Regions from separate parts of the Homo sapiens genome. Here region 1 is linked to region 2. A link is a loop called in an ENCODE intact Hi-C map of the cell type or tissue named here. Cell type or tissue: lower leg skin. All regions are shown on one strand. Links, peaks and the distances in the headings refer to the core of each region. The heading gives the core; the rest is flanking DNA. Region 1 has its middle 140 kb from the start of ALDH1B1. Region 2 overlaps LOC107987065 (a long non-coding RNA gene).

Region 1 (16,167 bases), core at 4,519-12,518, 96 kb after region 2:
TGCAGAAAGGCCTCTTTTTGTTTAGACTCTGTTTCCAAGGTCCGATCTCCTCAGCCAGCAAGGCTCTTCAGCTAATGATGTCCGTGGAGACAGAGGAGGCTGCTACACATAGCCTTGCCCAGGAGTCGCCCCAGGGAGAGCCATTTGCCAGGGGCAGTTTGGCCTGCAGTGGAGCAAGGTTGGTGAGCACATCCCCAGGGGCAGGAGGCCTGAAAGTCAGGGCTGAAGGAGCCTTTTCACGAGTATCCTGCAGCCGCCTCCTCCTTTTACTCAAGGAGGGGAGACAGGCCCAGAGACCTCTGTCACCAGGAGTCAGGGCAGAGCCAGGCCTGCAATGCAGGGCTGCTGCCTGCTCCATCCCCCTGGACAGTGGACCCCAAACTTGAGCAGGCATCAGCATCACCTGGAGGGCTTGGTTAATCACTGACCGAGGGGCCCCACCTCCAGGTTTTGATTCAGTAGGTCTGGCATGAGGCCTGGGGATTTGCCTTTTAACAAGTTCCCAGTGATGCCTATGCTGCTGGTCCAGGAACTGCACTTTGAAAATCATTATTTAGGAAGCTGCCTTGTGCCTAGAAAGGTGGGATGGAGCCCAAGAATGAGGTGCCGAGGAGGTAGGAATAGCAACTGCTTTCTGGAAGGAAATGGAGGACAGAGTAAAAATAAACTTGAAGGTTCTAGGATGGGCAGGCTTCAGGGGGAGGCTGGGCGGAGGAGGAAGAGGTGGAGCCGGGGTCCATTCAGACTAGAGTGAGGCAAGGTGCCTGGAAAACAAAACTTAAGAGACACTCACTCTCAGGTTTGTACAGGCACAAGGTCAGCAGCTGCAAGAACCTGAGAAGGACTGTCTCTTTAAATATTGTGGGCTGGGCGTGGTAGTTCACACCTGTAATCCCAGGACTTTGGGAGGCCAAGGCAGGCGGATCACGAGGTCAGGAGATGGAGACCATCCTGGCTAACACAGTGAAACCCTGTCTCTACTAAAAATACAAAAAAAAATGAGCCAGGTGTGGCGGCGGGTGCCTGTAGTCCCAGCTACTTGGGAGGCTGAGGCAGTAGAATGGCGTGAACCCGGGAGGCGGAGCTGGCAGTGAGCCGAGATTGCGCCACTGCACTCCCACCTGGGTGACAGAGCCAGACTCCGTCTCGAAAAAATAAATAAATAAATAAATAAATAAATAAATAAAAATAAAATAAACACTGTGCGCTAGCACCTGACTTGCTTCATTCCAGTCCCAGCTCTGCCCCTGAGGTCCCCATGTGTCTGTCAGGCTGTCAGGTCAGCAGTGCACTCAGTGTTTTCATGAGTAGCGACCTTCTGTGGGGCTCTGCATTCCTGATGGAAAACTCTTCTTGGTTAGAAGCATGACATTTAAAAGCCTAGGCCAGGAGGAAGGTAGGTGCACATGTGTGAAAGTGAGAGAAAGAGAAGACCTGGAAAGAAGGCAGCCAAAGTGACATACAGCAGTGTGTAGACTCCCTGCTAATTAAAGTGTGCTTCTTGGAACAGTGGCATCAACACCACCAGGGGAGCTTTAAAAAATTCCAGTGCCCAGGCCACACCCCAGAATCTACATTTTAGCAGGATTGCCAAGTGATGTAGGCACAGGAACATTGGGATCACCTGGAGAGTTTCATAAAATACTGATGCCTGGGCCGTGACCCAGAGATTCTGAAATCATTGCTCTGGGTTTGGCGTGTGCTCCGGGGTTTTAAAACCTCCCACGTGTTCTCAGGTGCCACGTAGTCTGAGCATCATTGGTGTAGACAGCTTCAGAGGTCTTTAGAATTGGTGTTGGAGGCAATGTGACATAGTAGAACTCACACAGGATTTTAGTATTTGGAGTGCAAATTCCAATCTTGACTCTGCCACTAACTAGCTATGTTGGCCTTGGCCAGATCATTTTTCTCTCTCAATTTCCTCAACAGTCAAATGGGAATATTAACAACCTCCCTGGACCAAAAAGTTAATTATGATTAATTATTAGAGTTCAAGGGAGTCTTGGGTAACATTTAGTCATGGATCCTCAATTTTACCCTTGAGAAAGCTTAAGACCTCTCTGGGTTTCAGTTTCTCCACTTGTAAAATTTAGAGATCGGACCACTAAGGGCTGGTTATGGTTTAAATGTGTCTCCCAAAAGCATATGTTGGAAACTTAATCCCCAGTGCAAGTGTTGGGAGGTGAGGACTAAAGAGAGAGGATTAGGGCATGAAGGTAAAGCAAATGTATTAATGCCATTATTGTGGGAGTGGGCTCCTTATAAAAGGACAGGTTCACCCCCCTCTTGATCTCTCTCACCTTCACTTTGCCTTCTGCCATGGGATGACGCAGCAAAAAGGCCTTCTCCAGATGTGGCCCCTTGATCTTGGACTTCCCAGCCTCCAGAACCATGAGCCAAAATATCCGTTCATAATACCCAGTCTGTGGTATTATGTTACAGCAGCATAAAACAGAGTAAAAGAGGCCTTTCTCGAACCCACTGTGCATGTTTCTCCCCTTGTGCAATGGTTCCTTCTGGCAGCAATTCCTGCCCTATCTTTCTTAATCCAGTGCTTCCTGCCTTTCCACTCAAGAGTGGCTCCAGCACCCCTTCCTCCAGGGTTCCCTCTCCCTGCATCCTTCATCCTGGTCTAATTAAACTATAGGTTTACATCTCTTATAGGCTGAGTTTACATCTTTTAGGGAACCTTCCCTGACTCTCTCCTATCAGGCCCAGGTTAGAGGCACCCTATTCTCCCTAGTCCCTCTAGCCCTTTCTCTTGTCTGATCACCAAACGGATTATAAGAGCCCTGTGGGCACTCTCCCTGTCTACATTGTATCTCCAGTAGGTATTCATCAATTAAGTGTCTGAGAGTTAAAGGAACGGCATTGGGAGTCTGTGATCAATTGATTTCACAATGAACTCTTGCTCAAAACTTGTAGCCTTTGCCATCTCGATTCAACTCAATGTGTAGAAGGTAACTGAAGCATGAGGAAGGTCTCATTAATTTCATTAATTTAGGTCTCTTCCCTCCTGACACTAACCTCAATTATCTAACTGCTGGAGGAACAGTTTTCTGGATGGTGAAAGAGCAACTGATTTATAAGCCTCGGTGGATCTCAGCCATAACCTCTGTTTAGAAAGCACTTTCCTATCTGCTGGCTGCGGCTGGAAAGATGGCAGGGCTGGAATGGTTATAATCCCACAACAACAGGAATTGCTTGAGGGCTGGCATTGTGTCTGTTTGGTTCACTGAAGTATCCTTGGCACATGGTAAGCACTCAGTAAATATTAATATCTGCTCAATAAGAAGCCTCATATCAATACAGATGACAGAAAGAGAGACTTTGGAGGGCTGGGTGGCTCACCCAAGCCCACAAAGCTGGAGCTTCAGAACTGAGAAGTCCCAACTTCCTGTGCAAGGCCCTTTCTACTCTCCAGGACATGCAGTATCTGACCTGGTGCAGAATTTATGCTCCAAAATGTACCAACTTTTTATGTCCCTTTCACTCACACCGCATCACTTCAAGGGCTGGAGTGATGGTACTCAATGCTGGTGCCTTGCAGAAGTCTTAGGAACACATTTTCCCACAGCCCAGCATCTTTGGCTTCGGCCCCTGTGGAGCCAATGTGCTGGTGTGATTGAGCGTGCCCAGTGACAGTCTGCTTTCTGGTTAGATTCGTAACTGCCCATCTCACTGTAAGCACAAAGCAAAAGGGTCCCCCCACCCCCTGCTCCAGCCCTCAGCTCAGCATCTGGCAGGGACACTTAGTGCTCAAAGAGAAGAGCAAAGAGAGGCTAAACGAAGCATTTTGCACTTTCTTCTAAGTCAGGCAGGGGCAGATGGTGGCTGTGACATGGCAATGGCAGGGGGATCAGTCAGCGTGAAAACCATCCCCTCCCTTATCCTCCAGCAGTAATTGATGGGAAACCATGACACCTGCCCAGAGAAGTCAACGGCCAGCTCCCGATCACATTTCCCAGTTTCTTTTAACACTTGCTGTTAACAGGACAGTTGGTGACCTATAGAGGATTTGGCTTTTAGTCTTAGCTCCACCACTAACTTACCAATTCAACCTGAGTAAGTCAGTCTATACTATCCAGGAAAAGCTGCCTTAAAGGAGTGGAAATGAATGACAGCAGTAGCGATTATTAGTATAGTACTTGATAATTTTTAAAGTACGTTCACATACATCATTTCATTTAGTCTTGAGAGCAAGCCTGTGTGCCCATTTTGCAGAGGAGCAAGTAGAAAAATGGGTTAAAGACTTGCCCATGGTCAGTCGCACAAGCCTATGAGGCATGACAGGGACTTGAATCCATGTATTCTGACTAAAACTCTCATTTTTTCCTTTTTTTTTTTTTTTTTAATTTTGCTTTGGTCTTGTTCTGTCACCCAGGCTGGAGTGCAGTGGCATAATCACAGCTCACTGCAGCCTCAACCTCCTGGGCTCAACCAGTCCTCTCATCTCAGCCTCCCAAGTAGCTGGGACCTCAGGCATATGCCACCATGCCCAGCTAATTTTTGTAATTTTTGTAGAGACAGGGTTTCACCACATTGCCCAGGCTGGTCTCCAACTCCTGGGCTCAAGTGATCCACCTGCCTCAGAGTCACAAAGTGCTGGGATTACAGGCGTGAGCCACTGTACCCGGCCTCACTTTTTTCTCTTCGTTTCCAGTCAACTGACTTGGACAAACATTTCCTGATCATATACTGCATGCAAGGCATTGTGAACAAGACAACACGTGAACAGGCCATGGTTCCTGCCCCCTAGAAGCCCAGAGTCCAGTGGCAGGATCAGGCACATACTTTACCAGCAACCCTGTGGGGAAGGGACCAAGCAACAGAGGGTGGCCACAGCAGAAGTGTTACAGGACAGGGGTCCGGATCCAGACCCCAGGAGGGGGTTCTTGGATCTCCTACAAGAAAGAATTCAGGACGAGTCCGCAGTGCAAAGTGAAAGCAAGTTTATTAAGAAAGTAAAGGAATAAAAGAATGGCTACTCCATAGACAGAGCACCCCTGAGGGCTGCTGGATGCCCATTTTTATGGTTATTTCTTGATGATATGCTAAACAAGGGGTGGATTATTCATGCCTCCCCTTCTTAGACCATATAGGTCGACTTACTGAAGTTGCCACGGCATTTGTAAACTGTCATTGCGCTGATGGGAGTGTAACAATGAGGATGACCAAAGGTCACTCTTGTCACCATTTTGGTTTTGGTGGGTTTTGGGCGGCTCCTTTACTGCAAACTGTTTTATCAGCAAGGTCTTTATGACCTGTATTTTGTGCTGACCTCCTATATCATCCTGTGACTCAGAATGCCTTAACTGTCTGGGAATGCAGCCCAGTAGTGTTCAGCCTCATCTTACCCAGCTCCTATTTAAGATGGAGTTGCTCTGGTTCACAAGCCTCTGACAGAAGGTGTGGATGGCCCTATCAGTGTGGAGTGGGTATGGCTGCATGAAGGGGGTGATGTGTAACACTCCCTGGAAGAAGGAGTAGGGGCTCAGTAGGAAAGAGAGAGGGTGGAAGAGTCAGAGACATGTCACTGTCAGACACTAGGAGTGTGCAGAGGGGACAGAGGGTTCCCAGTGTCCAAAGATACAGTAGGAGGGAAGGCTGGAAGTTTCACTGACCCAGAGCAGAAAGAGACCAAAGAATTCAAATTTCTTTCTGCATGTGGCTGGGAAATTGAAAGGCTTTAAACACTGTCACCTAGCTCAGATTTACTTTAAAAATTAGTTTTAAAATGATGTTCTTGCACATATTGTTTACAAACAGAAGCAAAGGGAAAAATAAAAGTTACCTTTAATCACCTTGTCCAAAGATAACCAATATTTTCTATGAATAGATATATTTTTCTAAAATGTCATCATACAGTTAATATTCCTTTGTAAACTTTTTTTATTATTTTGTGAACATCTTTCATGACATTAAATATCCTTCTTCAACCATGGTTCTAATTTTTGGAGACTCATAGACTCCTCTAAAGATCTGATGAGCACAGACCCTCTCCCCAGAAAATGCACATTCCCAAATACACACCCGTCATGTCTGCCAGACAGAAATGCGGGCCCAGGGTTGCCATTTCTTTGGATTCTTCTAGAGAGCTGGAAATACATTTCTCATGTTAAATCTTCTGATTTTTAAAGGTTGGCAACTAACTCAAAATATTAAAAAATAAAAGCAAAACAAAAACTCTGTGGGGACCAAATAAACTTGTTGAAGGTCTCAGTCTCTTCTGGGGAAGCTGGTTTATAATCTCCGGCCAAGGCCAAGGTTGAAGGGATTTAGGGCTTATATAGTCAGATATGTTTCCAACCTCATCTCCCATGCCACACCTTCTCACAGAGCCAAAACGCTCTCCACAATTCCCACTCCCACACCTCTGCTCATGCAGATTTCACACATGAAATGCCCCCCACTGTCCAAATCCCACCCAATCTTTGCAGGGCTTTACGACTCTGCTCCTTGGACACTTGCCATGCCTCTCTCTGTTCCTGGCCACTTGTCCCCTGCTAGACTGGGAACTCCTAGAAGCAGCACCATTTGATTCATCTCTTTGTACCCACCCTCCCCCATGCAGGACCCCCAAAGAGGCTGGAGTGGATGCTCAGGAAGCACTATCAGGGGTGTCAGACCCATCAGCATTTATCCTGGTGCAAGTGAATTCTTCCCTAAAGCAGACAGATGGATAATTACAGCCTGGCTTTAGCAATCTGCTATGCATTCACCCCTCAGGGTGTGTGAATTGCTGTGGAGTTCTTATGGGGGAAGGGGAGGACCAGAAAGTGACTCTAAAAGGAAGATTTAAAAGGAGGAGCAAAGGTAGAAAAGCTTTTGTAAAAATCTGGAGCCCTGCCTTTAAGCCATGGAGAAAAGAAGACAGAACCAGACAGGTGCAATCAGGAGGCCCAGCCCTGCCCTGCCATGACTCTGGACAGGAGGCTTCCCCTCTCTGAACAGAAGGTGCATAGCCAGATCACCTCCTAGGGCCTCTCCTTTCCAAGATAATAAGATGCTGCACGGCAGTCAAGGGGATTTATGGTATCCCTGGTTAACCCAATCCAGAGGCTACAGGCACTGACTTCCAGTGGTCTCTCTCTCTGATGGGGCCTCTAGAAGGGAAAATGTTTAGCCAGGAGCTGTCCCACAGAGCCCATTAGCACAGCTGCCCCTGCTAACCCTAGAGGCGATTGCTTGGTGAGGTCCTGCAGGCCCCAAAATGTTTCCAGGCCAAGGGAGATCATGCTGCTGGGCAGACTCCAGGACCAGCTCGAAATTCCTCCCGTGGCATCGAGAAGCAGTGCTAAGATAGTTAGTACCTACAGGACCTTGAACAGGCCACAAAAACTCCCTGAGCCTCAGTTTCTCCATCTGTAAGATGTGAATGATAAACCCAGTTCTGCTTGACAGTTGAGATTTTGACATTAAAAAGTCCAGCACAGAGCCTGGCACATGGCAGATGCCTAAGAAATGTTAGGCCTCCTTGTCTGTTGGGCCTCAACTTGATAGGAACAAGTCAGACTTTGGACACAGCCCCAGGCAATTCTGCAGATACCAGGAACCCGGCTTTACCTTCAACAGAAAGACCCCAGCCTTGCCGTGATTCAGTCTTAGCGAAAAACATCCTAGCAGGACAAGCGGGCATAGGATGGTGACTGCAGTGGGGAGAATTGAATGCCAAAGGGAGAAGAGAAGCTGGATCGGGTGTGGAGTACATGAAACCCCTCACTGGGTGTCCGAGATTGTTAGTCACAGTGACCCCAGCCAAGGGGCTTTCTTAATTATCTGGACCAAGCCTCAGACCCTGAGCAGGGCCCAGCTGGCACTTTCCAATGGCAAAGACTGGTGACCCCATGAGAAGGGACATTAGACAGAGTGAAGCTAGAACCCCCAGTTCACAAATGAGGAAACTGAGGCTTACAGTGGAGAGGTGAGTGCTCAGAGGCAGGGCTGGCACTCAAGTTTCCTGAGTCCTTCCTGGGCACCCGCTGCCTACCAGGAGAGGAAACCAGGAGGCAGGATAGGATAATGGCTTCGGGCACACAGACCCAAGAATTGAGAAAGAAGAAACCATTGCAAGTGTCAAGTGGAACATTGCACCCCCCTCCCCACCCCGACACCAGGCACTCTGCTCACCTGTGTCGTGCAATGTCTGCCTTCTAAAACCAGCCAGTTTAGCATCACGGACTTTAGTCTTAAAAGTTAATCACTATGTTCCTGCCTACATTTTTTAAGCTCTGGTTTATGTGTTCAACATGCATGCCTCATCTCAACCTCTGCTGCTTTCCCCATGCACTGCTTGCTTCACTGCTGTACTCTTGAATCCTGCCTCAGTACCCAGGACATAGAAAAGTCTGCATAAATGCATGTTAGTAGAGGGACAAGTTCATTCATTTATGAGCAGGTTCTGTGGCCAGGCCCTTTGCCAGGTGCTGGGGGCACAGAGATACATATGAGTGGCTCCCTCATCCTGGAGAGCAGCCTCCATGGCTTAGCTGCTGCCACATGTGGCTCCCTTGATTGGAGGCTCTCTGAGAGCTGATAGCCTACGTTACTCAGTTCTGTTCCCCATGGCACAGGTCTAGCTCAGAGCAGGGACTCAGAGGCCATGGGATTAGGGGAGCAGAGAAGCAGATGTTTCGACTCTGCCTTTTGACACCAAGAAATTTTTACCTTGAAGAAAAGTCAGTAAGCTAGAACTGCTGCAACCCTTTGATGTCTGTCTCCATCTCTCTCTGTATCTCTCCTTCTCTGTTTTTGTCACTCTCCTTTCCCCCTTCCCTTCCATCTTTCCTCCCTCTTAATGTCTGCCCTAGTTCATAAATTTGCTCACATTTTTTTCATGGGTTAACTTAGAAATAAAGATAAGCTCTTAGTCATTTACCCAACATGTGATCATAATGACTGGTGGCAGTAGTCAGCATAAAATGTTGACAGGGGCTAGAAGTCCACGGGGTGGAAATTTTTATTGACTAAAAATTGACCAAAGCTTCAAATCTTCTTGACACTATGTTGATTGGCTCGATACGACCCAGGAAACTTGGGCTTGGTGGAAATAATGGCCATAAAAGAAAAAAAAAAATGACACTCTCATAAGTCAATTTTTAAAAAACAAACTGACTGGTAAACCAAGTCTTCATGGTGAAACAGTTTGATTGAAATAATTTTAGTAAGACCAAAATGGGAATGGGAAAACTTGAGAAGAAAACGAAACTGAAAAGTAATCAAATTAGTCAATTAACTTTATGGTGCTTCCTTTAAAAAATAATTTTTCCATAAGAATTAATCAGTGTTGATATAATTCTTATTAAACTGTTGATAGCAGCAGAGTCCAATCCCCAGGCTTGTGGTGCAGTGAGGGAGACATGGATGACTGGCCTTGTTTTACCTGCCTACCATCTCTTATTACTCACTGTGCACACGCAGATGCCTGTGATGGGCTGCCTGGTTCCTCCTGATTTGTAATCATCATTGTCTTACCAGTGATTTTTGTACTTCCAAACGAGTTGAGTTTTTACACTAATCACTGCCTCTTTAATCAATTAATGAGAATTAAAAGGTCATCTATCATTGGAAATTGCAACTGGCATCACCAAAGCACTACATTGGCCCACAGATGCTAAAGAATTGCATCCTACGTGAATAATTGTACTTTGGCTTTAATGAGATTTTATTAACATATGCATTATTAATTAGACCATTAATGCAGATGTCATTTTGAGTCACACCAGGATTCCCGATGGCTCACATGGTTATTAAACCTTGCTAGTTTGCACAGTGAATTAATATTATATTAAAGGTTCTCTCCACTGTGTATACTAAATTAAAATGCTTACTTTCAACGTCTCACCCACAGCATCCACGCATACTTGTTAGGGAAAGGAATAAGAGGGAAAGATTTCCATTGTAAGACCTGAGAGCTTTCTGTCTTGCAAATAACTTTGGTGTCTGCAAGTAGATAGAGAAGGAGAAGCTTAGGGAGTGGAGAAGAGAGAGGAAATCCCTCCCCCACGCCCCACACCACGAAGGGGCCTACTGTTCTTTAATTAGCAAGGTTTCCTAATGTGTCTAAAATAGAATATTTAAACTTTTTCTCACTATAAAGTATCATGTATTTATTGTAAATGATTTAGGAAATACGCATACACAAAAATGAGAACGTTTTCATTACCCATTCTTTCAGCACTCAGTAATTACCATTCTGAATATTCTCGTGTGATATTTTAGTCTACTTTCTCTATACTTAGACATCCTTTTACACAAACAAAATAATACTCTACGTACTGTTTTAGAACCTGCCTTTTTAACTTAATATTTCTTGGATACCTTTCCATATCATTTAATGTTCTTCTAGAGCATCAATTATCACATTACACATATCGATCTATGTGATTCTTTTCTATGGCTGTGGGTTGGTCAGCTTTGTGTGTCACACTGGCTAGGCTACAGTCCCCTAGTTATTCAGTCAAACACTAATTTAGATATTGCCATGAAAGCATTTTGTAGATGTGATTAAGGTCCATAATCAGTTGTCTGTAAGTAAGGGAGATTATCCTGGACAATCTGGGTGAGCCTGACTCAATCTATTGGAATGCCTTAAGAGCAAACCTGAGGTCCTCTGAAGAAGAAGAAATCCTACCTGTGGACTGCAGCTTCAGATGATGCCCAAGAGTCCCAGCCTGCCTTTCCTGCTGGCTGCCTTACAGATTTTGAACTCTCCTAACCAGACCCCACAACTATGTGAGCCAATTCCTTGCAAGCAAGCAACAAGCAATAAATGAATATATAACCTACTGGTTATGTTTCTCTGGTTGATCCCTGATGAATGCAGGCTGTGTAGGATTTTACTACATGGCCCTACCGTAATTTATTGAACCAATCCCCCATTGTTGGACATTGGGCTGGATTGTCTTGTTGTCAACTTGGCACCATCTCCTGTTTCAGGCTGGAATGATGCTTCCCAGTATGTTGTTTGCTGTGTGTGTTTCCAGGATGGGGATTACTGATGGGAGAAACCCACGCAAAATTTGGAAGGAAGAAGGAAAAGGGAAGCCACTGCTGCTGGGAGGGAATGCCAGTCAGGCACAGTGGCAGCGTCACTAGGCATGGCAGCTTCAACGGACACCAAAGCTTTGCCGACCACCCCGTGAACTCTCACCCCATGGATGCACTTTGGTGGCCAGATGCATGCAGTTCCTCAGACTTTCCCACAAGCTCGTCCCCGCCAGCTGCACCTGGCTTCAGACAGAAGTGGTTACCAATGGTTTCTCCAATGCTTCAACATTCCCTTTCTAGAACCTCACTGTCACTACTACTCCCAGATTTGCATAAGCCCCAACTCCTGTGTTAAACCCTTTATTCCCATAATACTTATAATAGCTCTGTTTTCCTCAATGAAACCACTAGTTGTTCAGGGGAACTGGTCTTTAAGAATGGGAATGTGAAATTCTTTCACTACTATTAGAATTAAGGGCAGAAATGTCACCATTGCAAAATCATGGTAGTCCATGGCACAAAGTGGCAAAACATTTCCTTAAGTTATTACCTGTAGTCACCTGAAGTCAGGTACGTGGAGAAAAAGTCAGGTGACCGACTAGCTGCTGTAACAGAACAGTGGAAACAGCATGTAAGGACTGTAGGTTAGTTAGCTACTTCTGACTGTGATGATGAATTTGAAAAAAGAAAATGGTGACCTTGGGCTTAAAGTGACCAACTCAAGGCCAGGTAGGAAAAGACAAGGCTTTGATGACTGCCCTGAAATAATCCTTTGGTTCAAGGTCACAGAAATCATTGACCTGACCACATCCTCTAAACAGCAGGCCTGATACAACAATGGATTGGCCTTTGATAGACTCATTTATGGCACCTGCCAAGTGACAAACCTTTGCAGGGCTGAGGTAATGTCCTGTGGAATGGGGTATATGCTCTAACTCAGTGACCAATGTCTGCTACTGTTTCTCCCACAGCTAGCATTCATGGGTCCAGGAATCAATGGAAGGAAACAGAAGTAGTTCATACCACAACTACCCTTAATGAAGCACAAGCAACATTTTCATTTCTATCATTGTGGCTTTGAGCTCCCTGGTGCAGAAGTCTTGATTCCCAAAGGAAAGCCACTTCCATCAATGGACACAACCATAGTCCACTGAACTGGAAGCTCAGACTGCCCCCTGGCTACTCTGGGCCCCCCGTGCCATTTAACCAAGAGGCAAGGAAGGAGGTAGTGTCCTCACTGGAGTGATTAGTCCTGATTACCAAAGGGGAAGTAAGCTGCTACTACACGATGAGGACAAAGAGGAGTCTTTCTGGAACCCAGGAGATTTTTCTGGAATGCCTCTTAATACCCCCATGGCTTATGGTAAACGTTCATTAAAATAACAGCATAGGCTGGGTGCGGTGGCTCACGCCTGTAATCCCAGCACTTTGGGAGGCCGAGGCGGGCGGATCACGAGGTCAGGAGATCGAGACCATCCTGGCTAACACGGTGAAACCCCATCTCTTCTAAAAACACAAAAAATTAGCCGGGTGTGGTGGCTGGGGCCTGTAATCCCAGCTACTTTGGAGGCCAAGGCAGGAGAATGGCGTGAACCCAGGAGGCGGAGCTTGCAGTGAGCCGAGATAGCGCCACTGCACTCCCGCCTGGGCGAAAGAGCGAAGACTCCGTCTCAAAAAAAATAATAAAATAAAATAAATAACAGCATAGTCTAATGCCGTAGGCTCTTCAGGAATGCAGATGTGAGTTTTCCACCAGGCAAGGAACCATAACCAGCCAAGGTGCTTACTAAGGGCAAAAAAGTTTAAGAAGGGAAGTGGAAGGAAGTATAGCAGGAAATTTCAATGTTCCAAAAGCTAAGTATACAGTTTCCCCTGCTTTAATGGAGTCCTCATATTGTGAGATATTCAAAATAGCAAGTTCTCCTAGCTTAGGTTTCATAAATCTTCAAATGACAAAAAACCAGTTTGACCACAACTTTCCCAAGCCTTCTGTACTGAGTGAGGAAGTGTCCATCTTTACCCTGTTCAGGGCACACATCTCTGTCCTCAGAGGTCCAACTGCCGGTTCACATGGCATCAGAAGGCAAATGAGAAAAAGATGCCCCTTTCCCACATGAAGTTTCAAAAGAGTTACATTATTAATTTTTTTTTTTTTTTTTTTTGAGATGGAGTCTTGCTCTGTCACCCAGGCTGGAGTGCAGTGGTGCAATTTCGGCTCACTGCAGCCACCGCCTTCTGGGTTCAAGTGATTCTCCTGCCTCAGCCTCCTAAGTAGCTGGGATTACAGGCATGCACCACCACGCCCGGCTGATTTTTGTATTTTTAGTAGAGACGGGGTTTCACCATGTTGGCCAGGCTGGTCTCGAACTCCTAACCTCAGGTGATCCACCTGCCTCAGCCTCCTAGAGTGATGGGATTACAGGCATGAGCCACCACACCCGGCCCATTATTTCTTAATAATCATTATTATAACAGTCATTTTGTATATGTAACAAAAAGAAAATTGTAGAACATCAAAGAACACTCGAAATTCATTGAGCTGTATACTTAAAATTTCTGTACCGTATGTACATTAAACCAAAATACAGGATGTTAAATGAAATAGAAATTTTAAACTCATACTCACTGTAATTAGAACTAGAATATGATTGTTTTAAAATTGCTAAATATGTTGTACAGCACCCCTTTTATGCCCCACCTCACATCCTCTAGGCAACCTTTTCTACTCCAGCTGTTTTTGAGACAACCAGCTGTGTGCAAGTTTAACCTGAGAGCAGCTCACTCAGTCGCCCCTGTTCCCTCCTCAACCCTCTTGTTTTTGGCTTCTGGGGCTTTTCTGCTGTGGCCACATACGGCATTCTGACAAATGTGCAAACTTTGAAGTACAAGGGAGTTAACCTCTCACAGGGCAGCAACCTTTGATCAAAGGGGGATTGGCACAGGTGCAGAAATATACCCTTCTTCTGCCCCATGGCAGATGGTTCTGGAAGGCATTCAACATGGCTCCTCACAGGGTCCCACCAGATGGAGCGCAGGTGTTCAGGGTGGTGTCCAGCTGCATAGCTTGGATAGATTTTTTTTCTTTTTCACATTTTACAGTTCACTGGGGGTCAGTTCCCACAAATAAACCACACACCCGCAAACCTTTGTTTTAGCCTCTGCTTTTCAGGGAAATCTAAGCTAAGACAGGCATCTTGCTTTCATGAACACAAATTATAATCATTTTAACACTCACTTGCTCCAATATCTCATTTTCCCTAGAACTGGTTGCTAGATTTGACAGATTACAAACCTTAAGTAATTTAAAATACATTTTAATTTCAGGAAGCTATGTTCTCCATTGGCAACCAATATTGGCAAAGTTAAATATGTTCTGAGAGCCATAAAAGTGTTCAGAAATACATTTAGTAAATTATTGATGCAAGTGTATTGCTCAACATCAATGGGAGAGTTTAGAAAACAATTTAAGGTTTTAGCTCCTCACAAGTTGATGCCCTATCAACAGCATAGCAGTTAATTTCCATTGTAAATTTTTTTTTTTTTTTAAATTTATTTTTTTATTGATAATTCTTGGGTGTTTCTCACAGAGGGGGATTTGGCAGGGTCATGGGACAATAGTGGAGGGAAGGTCAGCAGATAAACAAGTGAACAAAGGTCTCTGGTTTTCCTAGGCAGAGGACCCTGCGGCCTTCCGCAGTGTTTGTGTCCCTGATTACTTGAGATTAGGGATTGGTGATGACTCTTAACGAGCATGCTGCCTTCAAGCATCTGTTTAACAAAGCACATCTTGCACCGCCCTTAATCCATTTAACCCTGAGTGGACACAGCACATGTTTCAGAGAGCACAGGGTTGGGGGTAAGGTCACAGATCAACAGGATCCCAAGGCAGAGGAATTTTTCTTAGTGCAGAACAAAATGAAAAGTCTCCCATGTCTACTTCTTTCTACACAGACACGGCAACCATCCGATTTCTCAATCTTTTCCCCACCTTTCCCGCCTTTCTATTCCACAAAGCCGCCATTGTCATCCTGGCCCGTTCTCAATGAGCTGTTGGGCACACCTCCCAGACGGGGTAGTGGCCGGGCAGGGGGGCTCCTCACTTCCCAGTAGGGGCGGCCGGGCAGAGGCGCCCCTCACCTCCTGGACGGGGCGGCTGGCCGGGCGGGGGGGCCGACCCCCCCCCACCTCCCTCCCGGACGGGGCGGCTGGCCGGGCGGGGGGCCGACACCCCCACCTCCCTCCTGGACGGGGCGGCTGGCCGGGCGGGGGGCCGACCCCCCCACCTCCCTCCCGGACGGGGCGGCTGGCCGGGCGGGGGGCCGACCCCCCCACCTCCCTCCCGGACGGGGCTGCTGGCCGGGTGGGGGGCCGACCCCCCCACCGCCCTCCCGGAAGGGGCGGCTGGCCGGGCAGAGGGGCTCCTCACTTCCCAGTAGGGGCGGCCGGGCAGAGGCGCCCCTCACCTCCCAGACGGGGCGGCTGGCCGGGCGGAGGGCTGACCCCCCCACCTCCCTCCCGGACAGGGCGGCTGGCCGGGCGGGGGGCTGACCCCCCCACCTCCCTCCCGGACGGGGCGGCTGGCCGGGCAGAGGGGCTCCTCACTTCCCAGTAGGGGTGGCTGGGCAGAGGCGCCCCTCACCTCCCAGACGGGGCGGCTGGCCGGGCGGAGGGCTGACCCCCCCACCTCCCTCCCGGACGGGGCGGCTGGCCAGGCGGGGGGCTGACCCCCCCCACCTCCCTCCCGCACGGGGCGGCTGGCCGGGCTGAGGGGCTCCTCACTTCCCAGTAGGGGCGGCCGGGCAGAGGCGCCCCTCACCTCCCGGACGGGGCGGCTGGCCGGGTGGGGGGCTGACCCCCCCACCTCCCTCCCGGACGGCATGGCTGGCTAGGCGGGGGGCTGATCCCCCCACCTCCCTCCCGGACGGCACGGCTGGCTAGGCGGGGGGCTGACCCCCCACCTCCCTCCCGGATGGGGCGGCTGGCCGGGGGGGGGGCTGACCCCCCCCACCTCCCTCCCGGACGGGGTGGCTGCCGGGCGGAGACGCTCCTCACTTCCCAGATGGGGTGGCTGCCGGGCGGAGAGGCTCCTCACTTCTCAGACGGGGCAGCTGCCGGGCGGAGGGGCTCCTCACTTCTCAGACGGGGTGGTTGCCAGGCAGAGGGTCTCCTCACTTCTCA
Region 2 (16,167 bases), core at 3,354-11,353:
GAGTGGGGTCAAAGTCCAAGATTAAAAAGGACCCTTTGCATACCCTCCCTGTGCTGAACCCTGGAAGGGTAGCACACAAACCTCCCCAGGGCACCCAGGGCTTAGGCAGGCCATGGCTCAAAGTCCGCACTGTAAATAATAGAAATCTTTCTCAGCTAGCTGGAGGACAGGGAGTGGCAGTGAGGAGATTTGTTACAAGGAATCTCATGAAATCCAGGGGCTAAATTGGGCCACATCTCCAGAAGGACTAGAAACAGGAAGTGGAAAGCCAATAGGAAAGCAAGGCACCCTCTTCAGCTCTTGTCTGCTTCCCTCTGCAGAGGGACTCCGATCTCCTGTCTTTGAATGAACATCCCCTGTTCCTCCCTGTACGTGGTAGAACATGGACACCCCAAGTGTCATGTTTCTATGTGACAAGTCCAGCCATCCACAGGGTGGCTGTCTCCGGCGTCCCAATTCTAAATTACCAAAGAACTGAAGAATGGGCTCTAACGGGCTCATCTTGGGTCAGGTGCTTACTTCTGGTGCCATCACCTGTAGCCAAGAGGGTCAGCTCAGCTTCTAACACATGGCAGCTGACAGCCCATCCTTGTGGGCAGGACTGCAAGATTACAAGGAAAGGGAGCTGAGAAGATGACCAAATTGGCTTCTGCCATACCTTCAGCCTAGTACTATTTTTGAGACACGGTCTCTCTATGTTGCCCAGGCTGGTCTTGAACTCCTGGGCTCAAGGATCCTCCTTCCTTGGCCTCCCAGAGTGCTGGGACTACAGGCATGTATTAGTTCATTCTCACGCTGCTAACAAAGACATATCCAAAACTGGGTAATTTATAAAGGAAAGAGGTTTAATTGACTCACAGTTCAGCATGGCTGGGGAGGTCTCTGGAAACTTACCATCATGGCAGAAGGGGAAGCAAACATATTCTTCTTCACATGGCAGCAGGAAGGAGAATGAGTGCTGAGCAAAGGGGTAAAAGTCCCTTATAATACTATCAGATCTCTTGAGAACTCACTCACTATCATGAGAACAGCAGCATGGGGGTAACTGCCCCCATGATTCAATTACCTCCCACCAGGTCCCTCCAACAACATGTGGGGATTATGAGAACTACAATTCAAAATGAGATTTGCATGGGGACACAGCCAAACTATATGAAGGCATGAGCCACCACACCTGGCCTAGCACTTTTTTAATAATTAAAAATTTTCCTGAGATAACTGTAGAATCACATGCAGTTGTAAGACAGAATGCAGAGAGAACTCTTATGCACTTTGCCAAGTTTCCCCTCAATGGTGACATTTTGCAAGACCATAGTATAATATCACAATCAGAATATTGATATTGATAAAAGCCACACATCTCATTCAGATTTCACCAGTTTTACTTGTACTCAATTGTGTGTGTGTGTTAAGTTTTACACAATCTTATCCCCTGGGTAGATCTTTGTATGGGATACAACCACACCATAGTCAAGATATTGAACGGTTCCAACACCACCAAGATTCCTTGTGTAGCCCTTTGTGGTAAGCTGAATAATGCAACTACCACTATCCCCCAAGAGATACAGGTCCTAATCCCTGGAATCTGTGAATGTTATAGGGACTTTGCAGATGTACTTAAGTTAAGGATCTTCAAAGGGGGAGATGATGCTGCTGGATTATCCAGGTAGGCCCTAAAAGTAATCACAGGGGTTCTTGTGAGAGGGAGGCAAGAAGGTCAAAGCAGGAAGTAAGAAATGTGATGATGGATGCAAGAGGCTAAGGTGATGCAAGGAAGAGGTCATGAGTCAAAGAATGCAGACGGCCTCATGAAGCTGAAAAAGGCAAAACACAGGTTTCCCCCTGGAGTCTTCAGTGGGACTGCGGCCCTGCCAACACCTTGACTTTAGCCCAGTGAAACTAATTTTGGACTTCTGATCTCCAGAACTGAGAGAGAATACATTTGTATTGCTTTAAGGCACTAAGTTTGTGGTCATTTATTACAGAAGAAATTAGAAATTAATATACCCTTTTATGAAGAATTCAGCAAAGTTTTTGGATACAAAATCAATGTATACAAATCAGTAGCTCTTCTATACACCAGCAATGACCAAGCTGAGAATCAAATCAAGAACTCAACTCCTTTTACAATAGCTGCAAAAATAAAATAAAATACTTAGGAACATACCTAACCAAGGAGGTGAAAGACCTCTGCAAGAAAAACTACAAAACACTGCTGAAAGAAATCACAGATGAAACAAATGGAAACACATTCCATGCCCATGGATAGGTAGAATCAATATTGTGAAAATGACCATACTGCCAAAAGCAATCTACAAATGCAACACAATTCCCATCAAAATACCACCATCATTCTTCACAGAATTAGAAAAAAAAATCCTGAAATTCATATGGATGAAAAAAGAGCCCACATAGCCAAAGCAAGACCAAGCAAAAAAGAACAAATCTGGAAGCATCACATTACCTGATTTCAAACTATACTATAAGGCCATATTCACCAAAACAGCATGGTACTGGCATAAAAATAGGCACATAGACCAATGGAACAGAATATAGAACTCAGAAATAAACCCCAATACTTACAGCCAACTGATATTTGACAAACCAAACGAAAACATAAAGTGGGGAAAGGACACCCTATTCAACAAATGGTACTGGGATTGGCAAGCCACATGTTGGAGAACGAAACTGGATCCTCATCTCTCACCTTATACAAAAATCAACTCAAGATGGATCAAGGACTTAAAGACCTAAAACTATGAAAATTCTGGAAGACAACATTGGAAAAACCCTTCTAGACATTGGCTTCGGTAAGGATTTCATGACCAAGAACTCCAAAGCAAATGCAATAAAAACAAAGGTAAATAGCTGGGACTTCATTAAACTAAAGCACTTTTGCATGGCAAAGGGAACAGTCAGCAGTGTAAACAGACAACCCACAGAGTGGGAGAAAATCTTCACAATCTATTCATCTGACAAAGGACTAATATCTGGGATCTACAACAAACTCAAACAAATTAGCAAGAAAAAAACAAACGATCCCATCAAAAAGTGGGCTAAGGACATGAATAGACAATTCTCAAAAGAGGTTATACAAATGGCCAACAAACATATGAACAAAATGCTTAACATCACTAATGATCAGTGAAATGCAAATCAAAACCACAATGTGATATCACCTTACTCCCGCAAGAATGGCCATAATAAAAAATAATAGATGTTGGCGTGGATACAGTGAATAGGGAACACTTCTACACTGCTGGTGGGAATGTAAACTACAACCACTATGGAAAACAGTATGGAGATTCCTTAAAGAACGAAAAGGAGAACTACCATTTGAGTTAACAATCCAACTGCTGGGTATCTACCCAGAGGGAAAGAAGTCATCATATGAAAAAGATACTTGCACATGCATGGTTATAACAGCACAATTCACAATTGCAAAACATAGAACCAACCTAAATGCCCATCAATCAATGAATGGATAAACTGTTGTATTATACACACACACACACACACACACACACACACACACACATATATATATTCCATCATATATATATGATGGCATACTACTCAGCTATAAAAGGGAATAAATTAATGGCATTCACAGTGACCTGGATGAGATTGGAGACTATTATTCTGAGTGAAGTAGCTCAGGAATGGAAAACCAAACACTGTATGTTCTCACTCATACGTGAGAGATAATCTATGAGAAAGTAAAGGCATAAGAAAGACACAGTGGACTTTGGGGACTCAGAGAGAAAGGGTGGGAAGGTGGTGAGGGATAAAAGAGCACAAATTGGATGCAGTGTATACTGCTCGGGTGATGGATCCACCAAAATCTCACAAATCACCACCAAAGAACTTACTCACGTAACCGAACACCACCTGTTTCCCAATAACCTATGGGAATAAAAAATTAATAAAAAAGAAATTAATATACCCTTTTATGACTGCACCCACCTCCATCCCAGCACCTGCCCTCCCCAGCAACCACTAATGTGTCTTCAATATCTAAAATTTTACCATTTCATAAATGTTATATAAATGGAATCATACATATGTAACATTTTGGAATTTGCTAGAGAGGGCCAAGAAGGGCCTCTGGAGCTCCAGAGAGAGAGAGATTGGGTTGGAGATGCAGGTTCAGAGGTGATGGTGTCCCATGGCTACAGGAGCCCAAGGGTGGCTGAGATTACCCAGACAGAGAAGGAGGAGGGACAGCAGGTGGGGCTGTCAACATTTAGGGGATGAACAGAGAAGGAAGATCCTGGGAAGGACACTGAGAAGGATCAGTTGGAAAGGGGGGTCGTCACAGGACTCACTGGTAGGGCTCAATGCTTGGTGGCCATGACATTTACTAGGGAGGACAGGGCATTCCTGACAATGCTGCCTTCTATGGGGTACATCCTGTGTGCTTGGCCCTGCTCTGTGCCCCGCTCAGTTCTTACCTCACCACCTGTGAGATAGGTTTTTCATTTTGTATTGTTTTGTTTTGTTTTTGAGACAGGGTCTCACTCTCTCAGCCAGGATGGAGTATAGTGGCGTGATCAGAGCTCACTGCAGCCTTGACCTCCTGGGCTTAAGCAATCCTCTTGCCTCAACCTCCCATGTAGCTGGGACCACAGGCACGTGACGGCATGCTTGGCTAATTTTAAAAAATTTTTTGTAGACAAGGTCTCATTATGTTGCCCAGGCTGCTCTTGAATTCCTGAGCTCAAGCAATCCTCTCCTCTATCTTGGCCTCTCAGGGTGCTGGGATTACAGGTGTGAGCCACTGCATCTGGCTGAGATAGGTATTATTACATCAATTTAGGTGAGAAGACCGGGGCTCTGAGTGGTGAAGGGACCTGCCAAGGACACCTGGCTGGTAAGTGGCAGAGTTGGGAATGGAACCTGGGCTGTCTCTCTGGGCTCTGGTGATTGTGTGTTAAACTCTTCTGAGTCAGAGAGAGTGGGGGCAAAAGAATAGGAGTTGGAATGAATTGGCTTGGACAAGTGCATGGGCTGGGGTGCTGAGGAAGAGGGCGTGGATCTGAGCCACAGCCTGCTGGCATCTGTGGAGAGGACAGCACTGGGGGTGGGAGGAGGGGGAAAGGGGAATGTAGGGCATTGTTGAAAGAGGAGCTAGTCCAGAGGAAGAGGCTGCAGACTAAGGAGAGACAGACAGACAGACAAGAAGCCTGGAAGAGTGGGAGCCAGAACCCAAGGGGCTGAAGGGCCAGCCCTGCACCTGGTGAAGGATGCACGTTAACAAGAGGGCCCCTTCTGGGGCTCCCTCCCTTTTCCTAGGTCTCCCCTTAAAAGAGGGGAACTGGCTCCTCCCAAGGCTCCTTTGCCCCTTCTCTGAGCTATCCACACCCCCCTTGTTGCCTGGTGAGGAGCAGCAGGGGATTCTAAACAAAGACATCAGGGAACTGGAACAAGAATGGATCATAACCATCCCAGCGCCTGCCAAGTCCCCCACCCCTCACACACACACCCCTGGGCTCCCGCAAACACTCCCTGGCTCAGGCCCAGCGCGGGGCCTTCTGGTGAGAACCCCTCCCTGGGAGTGCAGCCTTCTGGGCCGCTTTCTTCTCAGTAGGACTGAGCTGTCAGGCGCCTCCCAGAGATTTCAAGACGGCTCCCCTCCCCCAAGGGATGCCTTTGTCTTTGTCTCCATAGAAGAGGCAGCAGCAGGGGGTGGGGTTTGGAAGAGGGGAAATGAGACAGGGTCCTTGCACCCAGAAAGCCTAATTGGGGTGAAGGGTGGCCAGACACGGATGCTTTTTGTGTGGGTCATAGGAGCTCAGAGGACTGAGAGGTCCCTGCCTTCTGGAAGGTAGTCAGAGAGGACTTCATGGAGGAGATGGCCTTTGGGCTGTCCTGGAAGGACAGTAGATTAGATGGGCAGAGATGAGGAGGAAGAGTGTTTCCAAGTGAAGGGACCACATGACCCAAGGCTCGGAGGTGGGAGAGAACCAGGGGTACTGGAGAATAGGAGGTGGGCCCGTGTGAGTGGCCCTGAAGAGTATGGGTGGAGATGCTGGGGAAATGGGGAATAAGGCCAGAGAAGTCCCAGGCCAGCCGGATGGCAGAGGGCTTGATTGTCAGCTGAAGAGCATGAGCCTGGTTTCTCAGCCCATGGAGAGCACCGAAAGTTTTGATAAGGATAACGGCCCTGGTCCTTGGGGTGGAGAATAGAATGAGTAGGGTGAGGTGGAGGCAGGGAGAACAATGTGGAAGGGCTATGGCCTGGACAGGGCAGTGGCTGTTAGGGTGGGGAAAGATGCACATGTGAAAATCACCTTCAACAGAAGGAAAAGCTTACAGAACATGGACTGGGGGGAGGGGTGAGAGAGAACAGGTAGTCAGGGATGATCCTCAGGCCACACAAGCAGGCCCTTGGAGGTGCAAGTGGGTCAGGTGGAGAGTGTGGTTGGGGCGGGGGTGGTAGTTTTCTGAGCACAAAAGTCTGTGTCCCTTTGGGCATCTGTGGCTGGGAAGGAGGGCTTTGCTCCGGGTAAGATGCAGGTGGGAGGCTGCAAGCATGTTGTATGTGGCAGGGCTAGGTGCTGTACCCAGGCAGACCCAGGACCTGTCACAGGAGAGGTGTCTCAGGGAAGAGAGCAGAAGGCAGTAGCGGGCAGGAGCAGGGGATGAGCAGCCACTTGCCGCCACATAGAATGAGTAAAAGGAGAGTTCGGGGGTTTTTTGCACTCAGAGGTGATTCTGAACTGGACCTTCCTTTCCATTATCCCATTATCAATGAGCACCTCCCACGTGCCAGCTAGTGGCAGAACCATGGTGGCTTCCAGCCCCAGCCCCTATTTTTAAAGAAGTTTCCATCTGATGGGGGAGAGAATGGGTTCCAATATTAGGCTCACCATGCTCAGTGCCATGAGAGAGGGACAGAGGGACAGGTCAGGGAAGGAACCCTCAAGGAGGTTTGCTCACAGGGACATGGGGAAAGGACAATTCCAGGAGAAACAGCCTGAGCAAAGGCCTGGAGACAGAAGTCCATCAGTGTAGACTGAGCCCAGGCAGATTTGGGAAGGGGAGAAGGGGAGACAGGAGATGGAGAGACAGAGGAAGCAGCTCTAGAAAGGCAGATTCAGGTGGATGCAGGTGACCTGGGTTCTGGCTATGGATGGGAGCTGTAGTGCAGGCAGCAAGGAGGGAGAGTGGGGTAGGCAGAAGGGAAGGATGATGGAAGCTTTTCATAAAGGCAGAGGCAGGGTGGTTGCTGGGCCTGAGAGGTCAGTGGGCCCTGGCCGCCTGTCTCGCTCGCCAGGACCTCTCCATTTCCATTACTGCCTGGGTCCTGACTCCTTTATATTACATTTCTGGATCACCCACTCATAAATCCTCTTCCTGCCTGGGGCTGGGAGCCCTTGAACAGGCAGCAGCTTTGATTTAAAGCAGGGCTGGCAGTAAAGGGGGAACAAAACTACCCAGAGAAGAACACAGGCAGCAGAGGCTTCCCTGGGGGAGATATGTAATTAAAGTGGGGCCGCCTCTCTCTTCCTGAGAGCTTCCTAGAGGATGGACGAGGGGAAGGTTGCCACCTGCTACATCGGTCCACTGGGCCAGCACATTCCCAGTTCCAGGAGGACAGGGCCAGACTCAGAGCTGCACACACTAGACTCCAGCTGAGCTCCCTGCTGTAGTCAGCAGACTTCTAAGATTGTCTCCAGTAATCCCCACCTGCTAGTAACTATGCCCTTGTTATGGTGGGAGTCTGGGGTGGATCTAGTGACTTGTTTCTAATGGATACAGACACATAGCAAATGAGATGGGTGCCACTTCCATGACTGGGCTATTAATACGAAAGACTGTGAATTCCTTCTTGCTAACAGTCTCTCTCTGTCTCCCCCTCCCCCTGCCTCTTGCCTTCTTGGTTTGCACACTTTGATCAAGCAAGCTGCCATGTTGGAGTGGTCCACATGACAAGGAACTGAGTGGGGGTCTCTGGCCAACAGTTAGAGAGGAACTTAGGTCCTCAGTGCAACAACATCCAAAGAATTAAATCTCATCAACAATCGCATGAATGAGATTGGAAGGAGATCCCTCCCCCAGGCATCATCAGATGAGACCACAGACCCTGGGCTGACACCTCCATTGCAGCCTCACAGAAGAGGCTGCATCTGTCATCAGATGACATAGAAGATATCGCTAAGTCATGCCTGATCCCAGGCCCACAGAGACTGGGAGAAAACAAATGTGTACTATTTTAAGCTGCCAAATTTTAGGGTAATATGTTACACAGCAATAGATAACTCATACACCTGCTGATTTGAGCCAGTCAATTCCTTGCTCTGAATCCCAATGTTCCCATCTGAATAAATGGGCTAATAATACTCAGCCCAAGGGATTGATCAAAGATCAGAGCCAAAAGCAGATGGGAAAGAGCTCTGAGTGCTGTAAAATGTTGTGTACATGGGATGCATTTTTGTGAATATAATTATCTCAGTGAGGGGTTGGGGAGAACATGGTTCTTATCTTGACTTCTCAACTTATAGACTGAGAGGCCTTGTGTAAGTCAGTTAACCTCTCAGTCCTCAGCTTCCTCATCTGTAAAAGGGGTTTGTTGGGAAAACGAAAGGAGAATTCAGGTAAATCATGCAGCATGTGCCTAGCGTATAGTAGGCACTCAGAAAAAAATCATGGCCCTTCTTGATTCATGTTGTTACTGTTGTGGTGATTCTGAATGAGATGAAGGGATGAGGACGGTGAATGCTGGTTCTTCCCACTGCACTGGCGCAAGAGCCTTGGCATCTGCAAGATCTCTGGACCACCAACCTGATCTCAGCCGAGTGTGCCTCTCTGGGGAAGCTGACAGCAGAGAGCAGATTGATCCTGCCCCAAGAATCACCCTATGCACGAGCTTGTTAAGGCTGCCTTACTAAGGAGCTGCTGGCAGAGAAGCACCTGACATGGAGGACGCAGAAGCAGAGCTGGCCCTGTGGCCTGTTCTGCAATGGACTGGCTGCTGTTTATTCTGTGTTTCTGAGACCAGCCCCAGAGTGCTCTGGGGATGCCCTGGAAGTCTTTGATGGGAAAGTCAGGCTTTCTGAGCAGTGACAGTGATGTTTCGGAACCAGGTCAGACAGCATGTGTTCTGAGCTGAGGATGCAGAGTGATGATGGGAGATGAAGGAGAGGAGGGGTCAGAAAGGACATCCTGGGGACAACATACACCTTGGTTAGCGATCACCATTCCTGGTCTCTGTTGGGTGTTGGATTCTGACTGAATGGCCTCTGGACCTCCTGTCACCTACTGGTGAAGGCCTCTCTGCCACCCTCCTGGGCCAAAGTCAGCTGGGTAAAGCAGAGCCATTGGCCCTGAGAGGCACAGTGACTTACTTGCACAGGGCCACTCAGCCAGTTGGTGGAGTAGGAAGCAGAGAGTGAGTCTGTCCAACCTCAAAGCCCATAAGAAAAATCAGCCTACAGGAGCTGTGCTTTGAAGGCTGAACTCATTCCTGGTCGTCGAAAAGAGAGGATGAAATTGCAGAATTTGGCACATTTTAATCCTGAAGTTTTTTATTCAAAGGATGACCGTCCTGCAGCATCAGAGCCCAAGTGTGTCCTGTTCTGAACAATAGCAGAGACAATGACTATAAATAGCTGCCATGAAGGTAAAGAGTTAGGTTCCCATGGAGAGACAATGGCATAGGAGACGCAACTGGGGTGGGGGACAGGTGTCAGAAAAGTGTCCTCTGAAAAACCAACATTTGGGCTGAGACCTAAAGGCTGAGCAAGAATCAGCCAAGGGAAGGATAGAAAAAAGAGAGTCACAGGAAGAGGAAACCATGTATGCAAAGGCCCTGAGGCAGGAAGCTGTGTGCTGTGTAAGTGATGGAAAGGAAGCAAGTCTTCCTGGAGCTCTGTGAACAAGAGGACGATTGCTTGAGGCCAGAGGACCCCCGAAGGCCTTGATAAGAAGTTTAGATTCAATTCTAAGTGATCCAATTCCCATTTTTAGTGGGTTAGACCTCAAGGAGTCTAGGGGTGGGAGTAAGGGAGTGATAGATGGATTTGGTTGGAGATATTGCCATGTTCTGATATTAGTTAGAGGGGTAGTGTATCTGGCAGTTGATGAAGAGATGAATAAGATAAGGGAAACTCATTGGAAAGCACCTAATGCCTTCGAGTGGGGTAGCCTCAGTACCCCTGGGCAGCTGGAGAGCTTGCTCCAGGCTTTGAAGGGCTGGACTATCAGAAGCCACGGTGCTTGTCCATGTGCTCTCCAGAGTTTGCCCTTGCTCTCCAAGGACATTTGGACATCTGGTCCAGGCCTGAGTCACCTTCTCTGCCAAGTGATCACATTGACAGGCTCTGCGGGCAGGAATCTGCTCTTTGCCTCTGTGGTAGTCAAAAGAATGTCTCGAGAGATATCTATGCCCTCATCTTCAGAATTGGTGAATATGTCAGGTTGCATGGCAAAAGGAAATTAAGGTTGCAGATGGAATTAAGGTTGCTAATCAGCTGACCTTTAAACAAGGGGGTTATCCTGGATTATCTGGGTGGGCCCAGTGGAATCACCAGGGTCCTTTAGATGTGGGAGAGGGAGGTGGAAGAGGAGGTTAGAGTGATGTGATCCATGGATCTGAGGAGGACCTGATCCATGATTGCTGGCTTTAAAATTGAAGGAAGAGGCCATGAGCCAAGGAATATAGACGGCCTTTGGAAGCTGGAAAAGACAAGATATGGAGTCTCTTCTAGAGCTTCCAGAATGGAGTCTTTTCTAGAGCTTCCAGAAGGGAATGCTGCCCTGCCAGCACTTTGACTTGAGCCCACTGAAACTCATGTTGGATGTCTATCCTCTGGAAGTTTAAGATAATACATTTGTGTTGTTTAAGCCACTGACTTCATGAAGTTTGTTCTAGCAGCAATAGGAAACTATAACAGTTGCCCTCCCCGACATGGGCACCATCTCTCTGTGGGTGGGTGGTTTTTTCTCAAGCCCATAAAGTCACCTTTCCCCCAAACCCAGGCACAGTGGAAAGAGCACTGGACCTGAAGCCTGGAAACCTGGGCCTCAGTCTCTGCAGCTTTGTCAACTACCTGTGAGACCTTGGGCATCTCCCTCTGCTTCTCTGGTCTCAGTCTGCAAAGGGGCTAATACCCACCCCGTATGACACCTTGCAGGGGGACAGCATTCTGCAAGCCATAATGTGGTGCACATGTGGAAAGGATATTCATGGTGCAGGGGGGTGACATGCTTTAAATGTTTGTCCCCTCCAAACATTTCATGTTGAAATGTGACCTCCAATGTTGGAGGTGGTACCTGGTAGGGAAGGTGTTTGAGTCACATGGGTGGATCCCTCATGAATGGCTTGCTGATGAGTGAGTTCTCAGTTCTCACTCAGTTTAGTGAGATCTGATTGTTTAAAAGAGTGTGGCACCTCCCCACTCTCTCTCTTGCTCCTGCTCCCACCATATGATATGGCTGCTCCCCGTTTGCCTTCCATCATAATTGGAAATTTGCCGAGGCTCTCACTACACTTCCTGTATAGCCTGCAAAACCATGAGCCGATTAAACCTCTTTTCTTTATAAATTGCCCAGTCTCAGTTGTTCCTTTATAGTGATGCAAAAACAGACTAACACAGGGAAGAAGTTCGTAGTGCTCGAAGACCAGATATTTAAATGAGAGAAAAGACACAGGCATGAGGAAAGATAACATAAAGTGGAAAAGCTACAGGGAGATGTGACTGTTGGGCCCCCATTCAAGACTAGAGCTGGGCAGCACTGAATGTGTACAGGGGATGGCAAGTCCCAGGACACACAGCTAGTGAAGCTCATGAGGCTGGAAAGGCAGGCGAGAGCCTGGCCTCACAGGGCCTCGAGTGCCAGTGTATTAGTCTGCCAATAAGGATATACCCAAGACTGGGTAATTGATAAAGAAAAAGAGGTTTAATGATCTCACAGTTCTGCATGGCTGGGGAGGCCTCACAATCATGGCGGAAGATGGAGGAACATTGGCACCTCTTACATGGTGGCAGACGAGAGCATGTGCGGGGGAACTGCCCTTTATAAACCCATCAGATCTCCTGAGACTTATTCACTATCATGAGAACAGCACAGGAAAACTGTCCCCCATGATTCCATTACCTCCCACCAGGTCCCTCCCATGACACATGGGGATTATGGGAGCTATAATTCAAGATGAGATTTGGGTGGGGACAAAGCCAAACCATATCGGCCAGACAGAGCCGCCCAGCCTTTATCCTGAAGACAGATTCTGGGGAGCCCTAGTGGGGACCCAGTAACTTATTGGAAGGCCATGCCAGGGGGATGGGGCGCAAGGAGCACCTAGGAGACTAATATAAGAATCTTAGCTCAGGGTGGGAGGGAGGGTCCTCAGATAGGTGTGAATGCTCAGTTCACTCACTCATGACTCTGCCCTTGCCAGCTGGGAGCCCTTGAGCAAATCACTTACCATCTATAATCTCAGTCTTTCTCCTGTTCAGTGGGGCTTGGTGGTGGTGCTAACTCCATTGTAGAGTTGTGGGGCTCACCCCAGAAAACACACCCAACACCCTTGATATGGACCTCCTTGTGCTGCCCAAACCTCCATGCTCCCCTCTCACTATCCAGTGACTTCCACCCCATCAGGTGGACATGTTGGGTCCCTTCATTGTCCTTCCATCCACACCTGTGGCCCCCCTGCAAAAGCAACTTCTCTTTCCTGTTGTCTCTCTATCCTTTCCCAGCAAGGGCTTCTGATGTGTGCTCCCAGCATCCCCACATTCTTCAAAAGACGTGTTTGGAAACAAGAAATTGCTAGAGAGATGATTCAGTCCTTGGCCTCAGCTTGTGTCTGGACATAAGCAGGCCCATCTGTGGAGGCCGCACTGCCAAATTCTGTCACTCTTGCTCCATATGGTCTGTGCCCCCCTCTATCTCCCTCCCAGAAGCTGCAGTCTGTGCCTGTCTCTCACTCTGCTTTGGTTGCTACATGGAAAATTCAGCAAGGGATGTCTTGACTCTAGTGAGCAGGCATCTCTGCTCCTCTCCTGCCTTGCCTGGGACCACTATGGGGGCAAATATTGGGGGTGGGGCGTTCTGGGCTCCTTTGGAACCTCTTCCTTCTTGTCCACATAGGGCCACAGTGTGGAGTCCTAGAGCTGAGAGGAACAGAGGGAGGCTGTCAGCTCCTGCCTTGGAAGTAGAGGTCTCTGTGGCAGAAAGTAACTTCCTGAAATGCTGGCTCTGTCGTTCACGGGTCCAGTTCCCTTGTCCTAAACAGTGATGTCAGACAGCCTCTTTCAACCACAGCCTTGCTGGCAGGAAGCTGGACTTGGCACTAAAAGACCTCAATTCATATCAAGCTGTGTGACCTTGTGTTATTGGTTAACCTCTCTGAGTCATCTTGTGACAGTTGTGAACTGCGAGTGGTTATTCATGCCTTGTTCACCTCCTAGGTTGGTTGTTGGGGTCTAATAAGATGCCCATTGTGAAAGAGCTTGGTAAGCAGTAGGGGAGCAAATCTCAAAGTGTGGTCCCTGGGCCATCAGCCATAGCATTACCTAGGAATTCAGGAATAATGTAGACCTACTGGTCCTGAAGCTCTGGGGGTGGAGCCCAGCAATGTGGATTTCCACAAGCTTTCTGGTGACTTCAATGCCCACTAAAGCTTAAGAAGCTCTGGGAAGATGAGCATATGGATGAGACCATCCCCATCTCCTCATCAGTATATTGGCTCAGAGAGTCACCTTAAGTGTGCCGGGGCCTGTGCCACGTTTGGCTGTGTAAATATTTCATTGCAAACAGTCTAAGGTTTAAAGATCTGTGTGATTTCATCTGGGCAAATCCATTTCAAAATAAATTCATGATGTTTATGGGCAGAGAGAAAAAGCAACTTCCCAGGGAGATTTAAACCCAGGATGGCAAACTCAAAGCCTTCGGGAGCTAAGCAGGTGATGCGAATGTGGGAAGAGGTTGGGGTAGGACAGGGAGAGGCAGAGTCTGGCTGTGCTGCAGAGCTCAGCCCTTACCTAATGGCATTAAAAAATAACAAAAACCCTGATCTGGCCAAACAAAACACATATGTTAGACAGATCTGGTTCAAGGTCTGCCAGTTTTTAACTGGTACAAATGCTGAGGGGTGGGGAGGAGAAAAGAGATTTGGTCTCAACAAAGCTATGCATTGGCCACAGACTTAGTTGCCCTGGAAAATAGTGTTTGGCATGCAGTTATAATTCCCAGGTTCCGCCTGGGTTAACAATGGCATGATTTCATTAATTTGCTTGTTTATTTATTCCACACAAACTCTTTTCTAGGGCCCATGCTAGGTTCTGTGGCCCCAAAGCTGAATTAGACACTTTCTCTCGAGGGACTGGACATGTCTGTGGATGCCTCCTGTCCATCGTTTTACAGCATTCTGTGGAGTGCTACTTGACGAGCTACTGGGTATTCCACGGGGAAAGTGGTCCAGGGTTAGCTAAGCATGGAAAGCGCCTAGTTAAACAAAGTTACTTCACTGCAGGACTTCTCAGAGCCGTTGCTATGCTAATGTGTATTACACATTAAATGACCTCAAAGTGTCTGGGCCTCTCTGGGGTTCCTGATGGGCCTGTATGTCCTGACCTGTACTGGGGCTGGTGAGTAGATGTGGGATCCCCTAGAGGTGTGGCAGGGCCAGGGACCTGCTGCGCTTAGGCTTGGAGGGGTCTTCTTCCCCTGGGACCTTCAGGATCTGCAGTGAGACACTGAGGGGACAGTCCTCAAGGGGTGGATTTCACTTTCTGTGGCAGTAAGAGAGCTCAAAGGGTTTAATGCAGAGGTCCCCTGGTTCCATTTGCATTTGAGAAATATGACCGTGCTGGGGACGGGGAGGAGGGATCCACATCGGAGAATGGAGAACTGTCAGTGTCCCGTGCAACAGGAATGCTGAAACCTACTCCCATGCCAGTTTCTGTTTCTGGATTTTATTACCAAGAAAGGGTGAGAAAGCAATTTCTGTATTCAAACAGGGCTTGATCTCTTTCCTACAGCACATAAGCCACTGATCCACCAAGGAGCTTGAGGAAGCCTCAGACAGAAGGCCTTAGTTACGTTAACTGCTGCTTTTACAACCGAGGCTGGCTCTGACTTCTATGAATAAAATTTAGAGGTTCAGGACAGATCTGAAAACCAATCTCTCCCTTTTTCTCTTCTCAACTCTCCCCACTCATTGTCTGAGGCTGGCGCGCGTGCTCTTTTCTCTTTCTCTCTCCCCACCCCCTTTCTTGCTATCCTGCTGGCTCTCTCTCCTTCTGCCATCTATGAAGTCAGTCCAGTTTGGGACTCGATATCTCTTTGTTCTGGAAATCCCCACAGCAAAAGGAGAATGAATTGCCCTTGGTCCAGGATAATCTTTTGCCGAATTAAGATGGAAGCACATTCATGAAAAACCACAACACAAAACAAAACAAAAAATCCCAACTTCCCTGAAAACATAATTCACAGAGATCATGTCCAAGAATAACTTCTTGAACTAATCAAAACTGATTCCAAAATTGCCTCCGAAGTATCTCTGATGGCTACGTTCAGTTCAGTTTCAGATACAGGGGTCTTACGTCCACAGTGGAAAGGGTGAGAAAGTCTCACTTTCTTGATAAACCAAGTCATATTTAAGAAAGGCCTGGGAATATGAAAGTTTACTTTAGAAGAATCAGAAAAAGCTGGACGCAAGGCAGGGGCAGCATTTTAAAATGTCTATGTGAATCCCCCACAGCGCGTGCCGCACCATTGATGTATTCACGCGGAGCTCTCATTCATTTAATCCTCCTCATTACCTATGTTCTGTGGTCCGGGGAAGTCAAGCACTTTCCCGAGGCCACACAGGCAAGAAAGGACAGCTCTGGAGTGAAATGCTGGTGTACCAGGTTTAGGCCAGTCCATGCTGTGTCTGGGATGGATCTCGAAGGGTCTGTGCATCTGGGGGATAGCAGGAGAGAGAGGTTTTCGATTTGCTGGAGCAGCAGGAGGCGCCTGCTGGCCTGTCTCTGTGACAGAAGGGAACGGGACTCTCCCCACAGACGGGCCTTGGGGATTTCTCCCCCTCACTCTGTCCTCAGTCCCTCCCTTTGGCAGCCCTGGGTCTGTCAGTTTGCAGGGGATACACCAGCCAGCAATCCCAAGTCATGCTCCCAGGCCAGGAAAAACATAACAGGAAACCTCCTCCCGGTCTAC

Evidence for each region. A loop is a pair of places that touch in the nucleus more often than their neighbours do. Peaks named below come from ENCODE experiments on the same cell type or tissue, not always from the same donor. Only the 100,000 strongest peaks of a DNase experiment are listed, where the experiment ranks them.
Region 1: a loop joins it to region 2, with 3.0 times the contacts of the local background. A loop is called at or near these places in 2 of 110 quality-filtered maps.

The regions. Positions count from the first base shown.
Region 1 is chr9:38,241,968-38,258,134 of GRCh38, reverse strand. No RefSeq gene overlaps it. Among named protein-coding and RNA genes, the nearest start is that of ALDH1B1, 140 kb to the left of the region's middle. RefSeq lists an enhancer at 1-149 and a silencer at 5,257-5,457. In lower leg skin, for the core only: no CTCF peak of the experiment used is centred there; a DNase peak (open chromatin) is centred at 8,384.
Region 2 is chr9:38,336,380-38,352,546 of GRCh38, reverse strand. The region is part of intron 1 of LOC107987065 (a long non-coding RNA gene); the gene reads right to left. Among named protein-coding and RNA genes, the nearest start is that of ALDH1B1, 48 kb to the left of the region's middle. RefSeq lists an enhancer at 13,097-13,186. In lower leg skin, for the core only: no CTCF peak of the experiment used is centred there; no DNase peak of the experiment used is centred there.